2 separate regions of the Homo sapiens genome follow, and region 2 is linked to region 1. The links are chromatin loops, found by intact Hi-C in ENCODE. Cell type or tissue: body of pancreas. All regions are shown on one strand. Each heading gives the region's core, and the rest is flanking DNA. Links, peaks and the distances in the headings are about the cores only. Region 1 overlaps WWOX (WW domain containing oxidoreductase). Region 2 overlaps WWOX (WW domain containing oxidoreductase).

Region 1 (5,379 bases), core at 209-5,208:
AAGGCAAAGAAAATACAAACCCATCCTTAGTCATTTAGAAAGACAACCTGGTTGAGAATTTAAGATGATGGTTTAGGGCATAGCTTGTGGAATTCGATGGGTTGCACTGTAAGTTTCAGTTTCCTTATCTGTAAAAGTAGGAATAATATCTAGACCTAAAGGTTATTTTGAAGATTAAATGAGATAATGCGTGAAAAGTGCTGACTCAGCACCTGCAGAACCCATGCGTCGTCATCATCACGTTTGTTGAGGGATTTGAGGCGTGTCTAGGAACGCAGATGTGGAGACACCTGGAGCATCTTCAGGAGCTGTTTCTGCGGATTCTCATGTGGCTTATCAAGCACAGGAAATAGTTTTCCTGGAAAGACATGGAGCAAAGCAGTTATTTAGCCGTCCATCCGGCACTGCCAACCTCTTCGTGTTCCTGCAAGGATTAAATGAGAGATGGTGACAGTAGAGAGTCAGCCCTGAGGGAGGAGTGTACAATTCATGGGCTACTATTCCATGTGTGTGGGTCAGGAGACGCTTAAGGCATTCACAGCACTGGGTGTGAGGAAGGATGCAAATAAGCTTAACTTATTTATGAATTATCTGCCCTGGAATGGCATTCTAATGTTGTGTTGGAAGAGAGACAAGAATGTGCTGGGAGGATACTCAGTTTATAACGGACGTTCTGATGGCCAGTGCAAATGGCGCCAGGAATCTGTGTTTATAGAGATGGAGCATGGATGCCCCTGAGCACCTGTGTGTGTGCGAAGGGTGAATGGGTTGCTGGGAGTTCGTCGGTTGTTTAGGGAAGCACTTACGTGTATGCCTGTGTGTGTCTCTAGGACTCACTCTCCACTTCCCACCTTACTTATTATTAGTGTTCTTGTTTCTCTTCGCTATGGGGAAATGCAGATAAACCGTAAAAACTTGATAGAGTGAACAAAGGCTTCGGAAGCTTCCTTAGTTCTTATAATTGCTCAATGGGTTCTTCTTGCCTGCTGCACAGGTAAAACCCAGTTCACTGAGATGACATTATGGCAGGAAAGAAAGAGTTTAATTAACACAAGTCCAGCCAAGCAAAAGGACAGGAGTTTATTATTACCCAAATCAGCCTCCCCGAAAATTTGGAGGCTAGTGTTCTTCCAGGATAGTTTAGCAGGAAGGGAGCTAGGGAATGGAAAATGCTGATTGGTTGGGGATGAAATCATTGAAGTGTGGAAAATGGTCCTCGTGCACTGGGTCAGCCTCAGTTCCAGTTGAATCACAAGTCCCAGGCCTAGGTGGGGTCAGTGGGTCATCAAAATGCAAAAGTCTGAAAACCATTCCAAAAAAACCAGTCTTAGGTTCTACAATAGTGATGTTATCTACAGGAATAATTGGGGAAGTTCCAAATCTTGTGACCTCCTATGCCTACATCTTAGCTGAATTCAGACCCCTCTCCTAATCCTAACCTTGTGGCCTTTTAGGAGCTTTACAAAGGTGGTTTCATTTCGGGAAAGGCTGTTATCATTCTTGCTTTAAGATTAAAGTATAAACTAAATTCTTCCCAGTGTTACTTTGCCCTATGCCCAGGGATGAGTGAGGACTGCCAGCCCGTGGGGCTAGAAGCAAGATGGAGTCAGCTATGCTGTCATATTCCTCTTATGGTCACAATTTCACAAAGGTGGCTTCATTCTCATGACCATTGCTCCCAGGCATTGTTCTTGAATACCTTAGAAAGTTTCATTAGCTCATGTCTCTCCTCTTTGTACCACCTTCCAACATTTCCCTACTGCCTTGGACATTAAAGTCCAAATCCAGTCTGTTCATCATGATCTGTGGAGCCTTTGATAATCGCAGCCTCCAGCTTCTCCTTCACACCTGTCTCCTGTCTCCTGCTTTTTCTTTTTGTGCACTGCCCAAGAACCTTTTCATCTACTAATCTTTGAGTTTGCCGTCCTCTCTTCCTAAATCACTCCCCTCCCTCCACTGTTCCACGTGGGACGTTCCTTCCAGAGAGGCCTCCCTTAAGCCCACCTTCCATACCTCCTCTGGTTATCCTCAGTCATGAGGCCCTGCTTCCTCCCGCACACTGAGCACAGGCAGTACCTGCTTTACTCATGTACTTGTTTATTATCTGTGTCACCCAGTGGGACATAGTAGACTCCATCAGGGCTGGGAAGGAATCTGCCTTCGTCACCATTTTGACATCATTATCAAGTGCGCAATTAGGCTCACAGTTGAGCTCAACATAGGATCTGTGGAAGGAAAGAAGGACAGAAGGAAGGAAGGGGGAAGGGAAGAAGGGAGGAAGGGAGGGAAGGAAGGAGGGAATAATTTCCAGGAAGCCTCATTGGATTTCTTTCCCCCTTATTTCTGAAAGCTCACCTCTTTACAGCTGGCAAGGCCAGCAGAACTGAACAATAGAGCCGGATTAAGCAAGCATTCAGGTGCCCACTTAATTCAATCGGCGAATTTGCATTTCTCAGGCTCTGTGCCATGAGAGCCTGCCGCCTCAAGGGACCACCTGCCTTCTACCAGAAGGACTTTGCTCCTTGGAGAATTTCCCTCTGGCAATGGTCCAGGTCAAACGAGGTACCATACAAATGTGGCTTGTCACCATTTTCCAGTTTAACTTTCTCAAGCCTTGGCTGCCTCGATTTCATTCCAGACTACAGTAGCAGCTGAAAAGGTAGCTACCATTGCAGTCGAAGACACTGGCAGATGGGACTGGCTTGTTGGCAGAGATGGCAGAGATGGCAGAGATATGAACTATCTCTGAAAGGGCATTCTGCATGCCACAGTTAAGTGCTCTGTTGAAGGACGGCTCTGGAAGGGAGCATCCGCGAAATGAATAAGAAGGTGGTTATTAGTGAGGTCTCCCTGAAAGGAGCATAGCTGGATGCAATCCTTGGAGGCCCTGTCTAGGGCCTGTCTGGGGCTCCAGCTTTCATAGGGCCGGCCATCCCCTTTGCTCTGGGTGAGATCTGTCTTTGCTTCTGGTGATTCTGATATTCACTATCGAGAACGATTGCTTTAAAACACATCAGATCAAAGTTTTCTAAAATCAGAGTAAAAGCTAAAACCTTTGCAAGGTCCTGCATGACTTGAGTCCCTGTTCCTCCCTTGACATCAAAATGGCTGTTGTCTGCTCTCGCTCTCTCTCTTTCTCTCTCTCTGCTTCAGCTGTCCTGACCTCCTTGACCTTTCTTAAAAACTTTATGAAAACTCCACGTTTGGGCTTCCCTCCACCTGAGATGCTCTTCTCGGCTCCTGTGAGGGCTACCCCTTTACCCTTTATAGTGTCTGCCCGGACATCTCCTCACTAGAGACCTTCCCTGACCACTGCCACATGGAATAGTACTAATACTTCATGCTCATCCTCTGCCTGCCCTGGGTTTTTAATTTGTGCGTGTGGGTGGGGTGGGGGGCGGGGGGGGGCACTTATCACCACCTGCATATTATGCTTTTGTGCATTTCAGGTTGGTCTTTCCCGCAAGAAGGTAAACTCATCTGCAGCTGTATTCGCTGTGCCTATGGTAGTGCCTGGCAAATGCACAGAAGTGGGTATTACTGAGGACTTTGTGGTTCGAATGGAATGAGTGTGCTGCTGACAGTGTTGCGAGTCATCTGCAAATGAAAAGTCCTTCCTTCTCTTCCCTTCTGGAACCTTCCAAAGAGGCTAGCCTCCTGAGAGGGCGTCTCCTGGGAATGCCTGTGATCCAGGCAAGGCACCTAAATCAGCCAATAAATAATTAGTTTTGAGAAAAAAGCCTGCACAAAAGCAGAACTCACAGATTTTCTCATTGATCTTCCTGCCTTTGCCTTGGCCATGGTCAGTCTTTGGGGCTATTAGCTGCATGTACAAGTGCACAGGGGATGGGAGGGGGGCTCCGGAAGATCCCTAACCCATTGTGGACACACCATTTATGTTAGTGGAATCTGGTAAGAGTGATTGAGGAGAGAGCATTGGGTGAATGACCCTGTAATCCTTATAAAAATAGTAGCAACGGTAACTAATGATGTTTATGAACTGCCTAAGAATGCCATGACTGTGTCAAGCACTTCCCATAACTAGCTCATGTAAAGCCTGTAACCATCTTGGGGGTGAGGACAATTATGTCCCATTGTGTTATGTGTCTGTGTTTGCAGGAGTTGTTCAGTGGTAAGGTGCAGTCAGGACTTAAACCCGTGTTCCTGAGAGTAGCTCTGTGCTGCCTGACACACTCCTTCCTCCTGAATGCACAATCATATGTTCACGTGCCACATGGTTTTCAGAAAGCACTGCACGTGTAGGAAGCTCAAGACAGAGACGTGGCTGGTCACGGTGGCTCATGCCTGTAATCTCAACGCTTTGGGAGGCTGAAGCAGGAGGATCACTTGAGCCTAGGAGTTCGAGACCTGGGCAACATGGTGAGACCCCCATCTCTACAAACAACAACAACAAAAAAAAAAATTAGCCAGGCGTGGGGGTGCATGCCTGTGCTCCCAGCCACTCAGGAGGCTGAGGTGGGAGGATGGCTCGAGCCCAGGAGGCCAAGGCTGCAGTGAGATATGACCTCACCACTGCCCTGCAGCCTGAGCTATAGAGCCAGAACTTGTCTCAAAAAAACCCAATAATAATAATAATAATAATAATAATAATAATAATAATAATAAAGAAAGCGAGAGAGGAGGTAGGGAATGAATGCCGAAAGTGGTTCCTTGGGTCTGATGCCCACGCTTAACCGATTCCCAGCCAAACATTTCACAGTTGTCTTACGCACAGGCGTAAGATATGCATCTATCTTGGTGTGCACCTGAGAAGTAGTTATGTCTAAGTTTCCGACTTGACTTGGTAGAGTCATTTGATCAGTAAAGCGCAGAGCAGATGAACTACCTGGAAAGAAAGTGCCGGAACTCCCCACGTGTGACATCTCACTTCGGGGAAAGGTGGGCCCTGCGCTGCGCTTGGCGAAGGTAAATGCACCTGGGTATCCTCTTGACCTGGAATGGTGGAAAATAAAGAAAACTTCAGCATGTAGCAAGTAGTTGTGAGTACGATTAATGCTGTTTAGAGTTGCCAGTTCTCTTACGCACTCAGCGAAGGCCGTGTGGCTTCGCATTAATCACCACCAAGCCAACATGAGCTTCCAGCAAAAGAGCCCAGTGATTGGGAACAAATTCAAAACAGCTTTATTTCATTGACAGACAGGACCTTTTTGTTAAACTGTGGTTTAAAGACCTTTACATCTCTGTCTTGTTCACACGTTACTGTAGTCATTTACGTAAACTTAGGAACTAAGAACCGACTTATTTATCACAACCTATTGGCAGGAAAAGGGTCACATAAAAAAGAATCTTTATTGGTAGGTTTTTTTTTTTTTTTAAAGCTAATAAACAGTGCTAGTGGAAAGTATGCTGTTATCAACC
Region 2 (5,379 bases), core at 283-5,282, 62 kb before region 1:
GCCACCGCACCCGGCCCCTGCCTTTTTATTTTGCTAAACCTGATGACCCTTGCCATAGCAGAACTAAAGTGATGATGATGATTACAGCAGATCAGTTATTTTGAGCTCTGACTTTGCATGAGGCCCTTTATTAAGTGCTTCACTTGTGTGATCTGATTTAATCTTCACAAGCAAACTGGGACAGAGGGACTGTGCCTATTCCCATTTCACAGAGGTGAAAACTGACACTTAGTTTTCACCCGGGTTCTCCCTGTCTATAAGGGGAAAAGACAGGGTTCACACCAAGGCCTGTCTGGATCCAAAACCCATGCTCATAATCACTAAGTTATACTACCTCTTCGAGATGCTGATTTGGAAAATAACTCCATGATGAAACATGTCAAGGGAGACTGCCTGTACTCCGTAATGCAGAAATGCATTAGAGCTCAAAAATCTATGCTGTTTAGGAAAGAAAAATGATATCGCTCAGAAAATCATTTAAAAACTTCCTGGTGAATGCACCCAGCTCGCCAATGCATGCCAGCCACAGGGCCTCACAGCACATTTCAGGAGCAAGACAATTCAGACCCCACTCTTCCCCCTGAAAAACCTCCTTCCAGAACCCTCTTTTGCAGTGAGCAGAGATAAGCCTCTCCAATTTACATGTTTGTCATTCTCTAACTTTGAGAGCCCAATAAAACTAAGTGCTTAGTGAGAATCAGACATGGATAAGCTGCTTGTAATTTATGATTTAATGCAGCATAGTATAAAAATAGGCAATGAAACTGAAAGGCAATCAAAGTCTATTGTCACAAGGAATGGGAGGAACGGGGACGTGATCTAACATTTGCTGAGATCCTGCTGTATACCGGGAACAGAACATATATGGTTTCATTTCATCCTCCCATTATCACCGTGAGGCCTCTTCCGCTTATCTATTGCTGAGTAACAAGGTGTACCCCTCAATTTACTGGCGTAAAACGACAACAGTTTTATTACATCTCATGATTTTCTGGGTCAGGACTCTGGATAGGGTTTGGCTGGTTGAGTCTCCTCTTGCAGTGGCTGTTGATGGAGGTCATTTAGTGGAATCCAGTTGGCAGGAGAGCTGGCCTTGGAGAGTCTAGGATGGCTTTTGTCACATGTCCAGGGCTTTGTCAGGTTAGCAGGGCAGGGAGGGCTCAGCTGGTCTCAGCTCGTGGCTGCTCCAGCACCGTGGTCTCAGGGTGATTGGATTCTTGTAGGGCAGCTGTTTCAGCTACACAGCAGAAGTGGCACGGCCTTTTCTGACTTAGTCTCAGAAGGCAGAGGGTGTCACTTCCACTGCATCTTTGGGGAAGGCAGTCACCACTGTATAGTCCTGAGCTCACTGGGATTAAGGGGAAGGGACACAGACTCCACCTCTCGATGAGAGGAGAAGCGAATTGATGGGCAGATTTTATCACTGTCCTGGGGCCTTTGCTCTTTGCCCTTCCCTTTGCCAAGAAAGTTCCCTGTACTCTGCAATGCTGAGTACTTCTCATCCTTCAGGTCTACTGCAAGTGTCACTTGGCCAACACACCATGCCTTCCCAGTCTCTGGTGTTACTGTCTGCATACTGTAGACCATCATCTTGTTTGCATACTTGTCTGTTATCTCTTTATCATCCGTCTACCCACATCAGGCAATTCCAAGAGAGAAGACCACTGGTTTTGTTTGATCTAGTCCCTGTTGAGTCCCTGTGCACCTTCAGAACCACATCTAGCAATAGAAGGCGCTGCACGGGGAATTCTGGAATGAATAAAAACGCTTGGCAGTACCGCATGGCGAGCCAGTACCCGTGAATGCTACTTCCTCCAAAGAGAATTCCTGGGATAACAGAGAATCCATTCATGGCTGCCAGGAGGACTTGGATATTTCTCATTTTCCATTGGCCCTGGAGTGGAGGAACAGAGCCGAAAAGTACGTGGGGGGCAGGCAAAGCTGCGGTCAGAGGCAGACCCTGTTGGTGTTGGCCGTGTCAACCAGCTTTGCTGGTTTCTATTATAGCCCTGGTGTGGCAAAGGACACTGTGTGACTGTGAGCTCAGGTCAGCATTGCGATCCCTTCAGGCCTCTGGCTTGCAGGTTCCTGTTCAACCCTCTTAAATATGCTTTTGAAGCCCGTACGTTCGGTCCACGCCAACTCCTGTTTATACTGGTGCGAAGTGATGCCTGCTCAGATTCTGGGCGTTTCACGGGAAGGTATTAAATGTGTTTTGAAAATACTTGAAAGTCCAGCTGTGTATGCTTTATTTTATATTTAGCCTTAAATTAGAGACTCCATATACCTCAAGTAATAAAAAGGCACAGCAGGCACTTGGGTTTTCCCTCAGCTTGCTGGGGCCGTGCACCTATGTGAGATTTTATTATTTGTAATTTTGGGGGGGTTAATTTCACAGCTTAATTCTGGCCTTTATGCATTTAGAGCTCCCCTCTTGTGTTTCAGAAAGGAGGAGTTGTTGTTTTCTTTTCACTTGAGTTTAATAAATGAAAAAGGGGAAGGGAGAGGGAAGGAAGAGGAAAAAGCACAAATGTGCTTGTTTTTGGATCAGCCCCTGTACTGGGCACATGGATGCAGTCAGTCCTCAGTGTACCCCAGGAAAGAGGAAACTGAGTCTCCATGTGGCTTTCTGTCTGGCCTTTCTCTTTTGCTTGCCTTGTGCTTTGAATGCAGGCCTGATGTTTGCCTGTGGACCTCAGGATTTGTAAGGCCATCTCCACCCACCTACAGCTAAGTTTCCCAAGAGCCGATCTCCAGCCAAAGTCCAAGGTTCCTTGATGACCCCTGGGAGGAGATGCAACACACAGTTTCCTAGAATCATTTACTCCCCAGGCTAAGCACAGTCACAGAAATGAGGTAGCTGTAGCCAAGGATGATGGCATAGCACATTCGTTTCTTAGGCGTGCCACGTACTAGGTGGCTTCAGTCAGCAGAACTGTATTTTCCCACAGTTTTGGAGGCTCAAATTTGCAAGTCGAGGTTTCGGCAAGGCCATCCTCTCTCTGAAAACTCTATGGGGGCGTCCTCTTTGCCTCTTCCCGGCCTGTAGGTATTTCCTGGCAACCTTTGGTGTTTGGGGCATGTTGTCACCTCATTGCCATCTCTGCCTCTGTCTTCTCACCACCATCTTCCTTGTCCATGTCTCTCTATGTCTTCAATGTTCTTCTTATAAGGACACCAGTCCTTGGATTTAGAGCCCACCCTAATTCACTGTAATCACATCTTACCTAAGTCCATCTGCAAAGACCCTATTTCCAAATAAGGTCACATTCTGAGGCCCTGGGTGGACATGCATTTTAGGGACCCTTTCAGGCCACCATATATGGATTCCAGAGTGACCAGTAGAACATAGCTCAGGCCAAGAGAGAAACTCAACCTTGGTGAAGTTGCATGAGAACAGAAGGCAGCCCTGGTCCCTGGGAGAAACCCATCCATACTCTGGTTACCCACTGGCCATTCCTGGGGACAGGCGGCAGGTGTTTAGTCCCCTCTCTGCAACCATTTGCGGTCACCTCTTATGTGCTAGGCCTGGTGCTCAGCGCTGAGTGAACCCATATCAACAAGGCATGGTCACTGCGCTAGGGAAGTCCCTGGTCCAGTGGGGTGAGGGTGGCAGTGGCTGGCAACAAAGACAATGAGCGCTGAGATTGAACTACAGAAAGCAGAAGATGGGGTGACAAGTTTGGCCTGCGGCAGGAAAGACTTCCCAGTCTTTAAGGATAAGTGGCATTTGATGAGTTGCACAAAGAGGAGACCTGTCCTGGGAATGGAGGAGAAGATGTGAAGCGCGGGAAGTCCAGGGACACACAGCCGTGCAGAGACCCGGGGGCCTCAGCAGGTTAGAGTGTCTGCATGGCACCGGCAGAGGATGAAGACAGGGCTGGGGAGGGGCATGGGGTTAGCCTAACAAGGGCATCAGGTGCCAGGTTAGAGTTTCGGTTTCTAAGCTGTAGATAACAAAAATTTCTTGAATGCTTTTAGCCCCTGATCTGAGTTACGCTTTTTTTTTTTCCTTCCATTTTCCATCCAACAGACATTTGTGAGGCACTGTATTTGTTTTCAATTGCTGCTGTAACCAATGATTACAAATGTACCGTCTTAAAAACCTAAATGTATTATCTGACAGTCCCATAAGGCAGGAGTCCAACACAGGTCTCACTCGGCTAAGATCCAGGTGTAGGTGGGGCTGGGCTTTTTCTGGAGGCCCTAGAGGGCAGCTTGTACCCTTGCGTCTTCCGTTTCTTAGAGGTTGCCCATCTTCATGGACTCAGGGTCCCTTTCCTCCATCTTCAAAGCCAACAGCACCTGGCTGAGTCTTTCTCATGCTGGCATCCTTCTGGCTCTCTCTTCAGATTCCCTCTTCCGCTTTAAGGACCTTTGTGATAGTTTTGCACCCACTGGATGACCCAGAATCATCTTCCTCTTTTAAGATCAGCTGATTAGCAACGTCAGTTCCACCCACAATCTTCATTTCCCTTTGTCGCGTAACCTAACATATTCACAGGTTCTGGTGAGTGGGATGGGGGTATCTCTAGGGGACCATTATCCAGCCTTCCACAGGCACTTTGTCACAGGCCAGGCGCTATGCCAAGCAGAGAGGTCACAATAGCAAATGACACAGACAAGATCCTTGCACTTCCAAAACTTATGTTCCAGTGAGGGTGAAGGGCGTTGAAGAAGTCAACGAGAAAGTCAAGTTTTTACAGTAAGTGTAAGTTGTGTGGGTGAAATAAAAAAGGTTCTTTGCTGGAGAATAACAAAGGGAGGGACTTACATAAATAGAGTAATCAGGGGAGGGCCCCTGAGAAACTCTAAAACATGAGGAAAGGGCTCATGATGTGAAGAACTGGAAAGGTGTTCCAGGCAAAAGGAATGGCAAACACAGTGGCCCTGAGACACTCAGAGAAATCACTCAGGCTGCCTTCGAAAGGATGTATTGGAGAAGATGAGGCCAGGGGATTGTTAGTAACTGTTGCAAGGATCCGGGAGAAAGATGATGAAGGCCTTGTAGGGCAAGCTGGATAAGAGCACCCAAAATATCCATAACCGAATCCCCACTACATAGGCATGCTACTTTATATGGCAAAAGGGAATTTGCAGAAGCTAAGCACTTTAAAATTATTATCTCCTTAAACCTCACTGCAGAGTTATAAGGAAAGCACTGTTATCAGATGAAGAAGTAGATTTCATCAAGTGACTCACCCGGTATCATATAGCTGCTTAGCGGCAAAACCAGGATGTGAATGGAGAGCTCTTTCTCGGATACCAAAGCTATTTAATATTTATCATTGACTAATAATGGTAGAGAAAGTAATCATCATAACCTCTGCCCTTTATTAGTCACTCATGGTGTCACAAGCCCTTTACAAAGCACTGTGC

The links. Hi-C counts contacts between places; a loop is a spot of excess contacts. Peaks named below come from ENCODE experiments on the same cell type or tissue, not always from the same donor. Only the 100,000 strongest peaks of a DNase experiment are listed, where the experiment ranks them.
Region 2: a loop joins it to region 1, with 3 times the contacts of the local background. A loop is called at or near these places in 1 of 110 quality-filtered maps.

What each region holds. Positions count from the first base shown.
Region 1 is chr16:79,064,239-79,069,617 of GRCh38, forward strand. All of the region lies in intron 8 of WWOX (WW domain containing oxidoreductase), which reads left to right. Among named protein-coding and RNA genes, the nearest start is that of MAF, 530 kb to the right of the region's middle. In body of pancreas, for the core only: no CTCF peak of the experiment used is centred there; a DNase peak (open chromatin) is centred at 2,503.
Region 2 is chr16:79,002,507-79,007,885 of GRCh38, forward strand. All of the region lies in intron 8 of WWOX (WW domain containing oxidoreductase), which reads left to right. Among named protein-coding and RNA genes, the nearest start is that of WWOX-AS2, 510 kb to the left of the region's middle. In body of pancreas, for the core only: no CTCF peak of the experiment used is centred there; no DNase peak of the experiment used is centred there.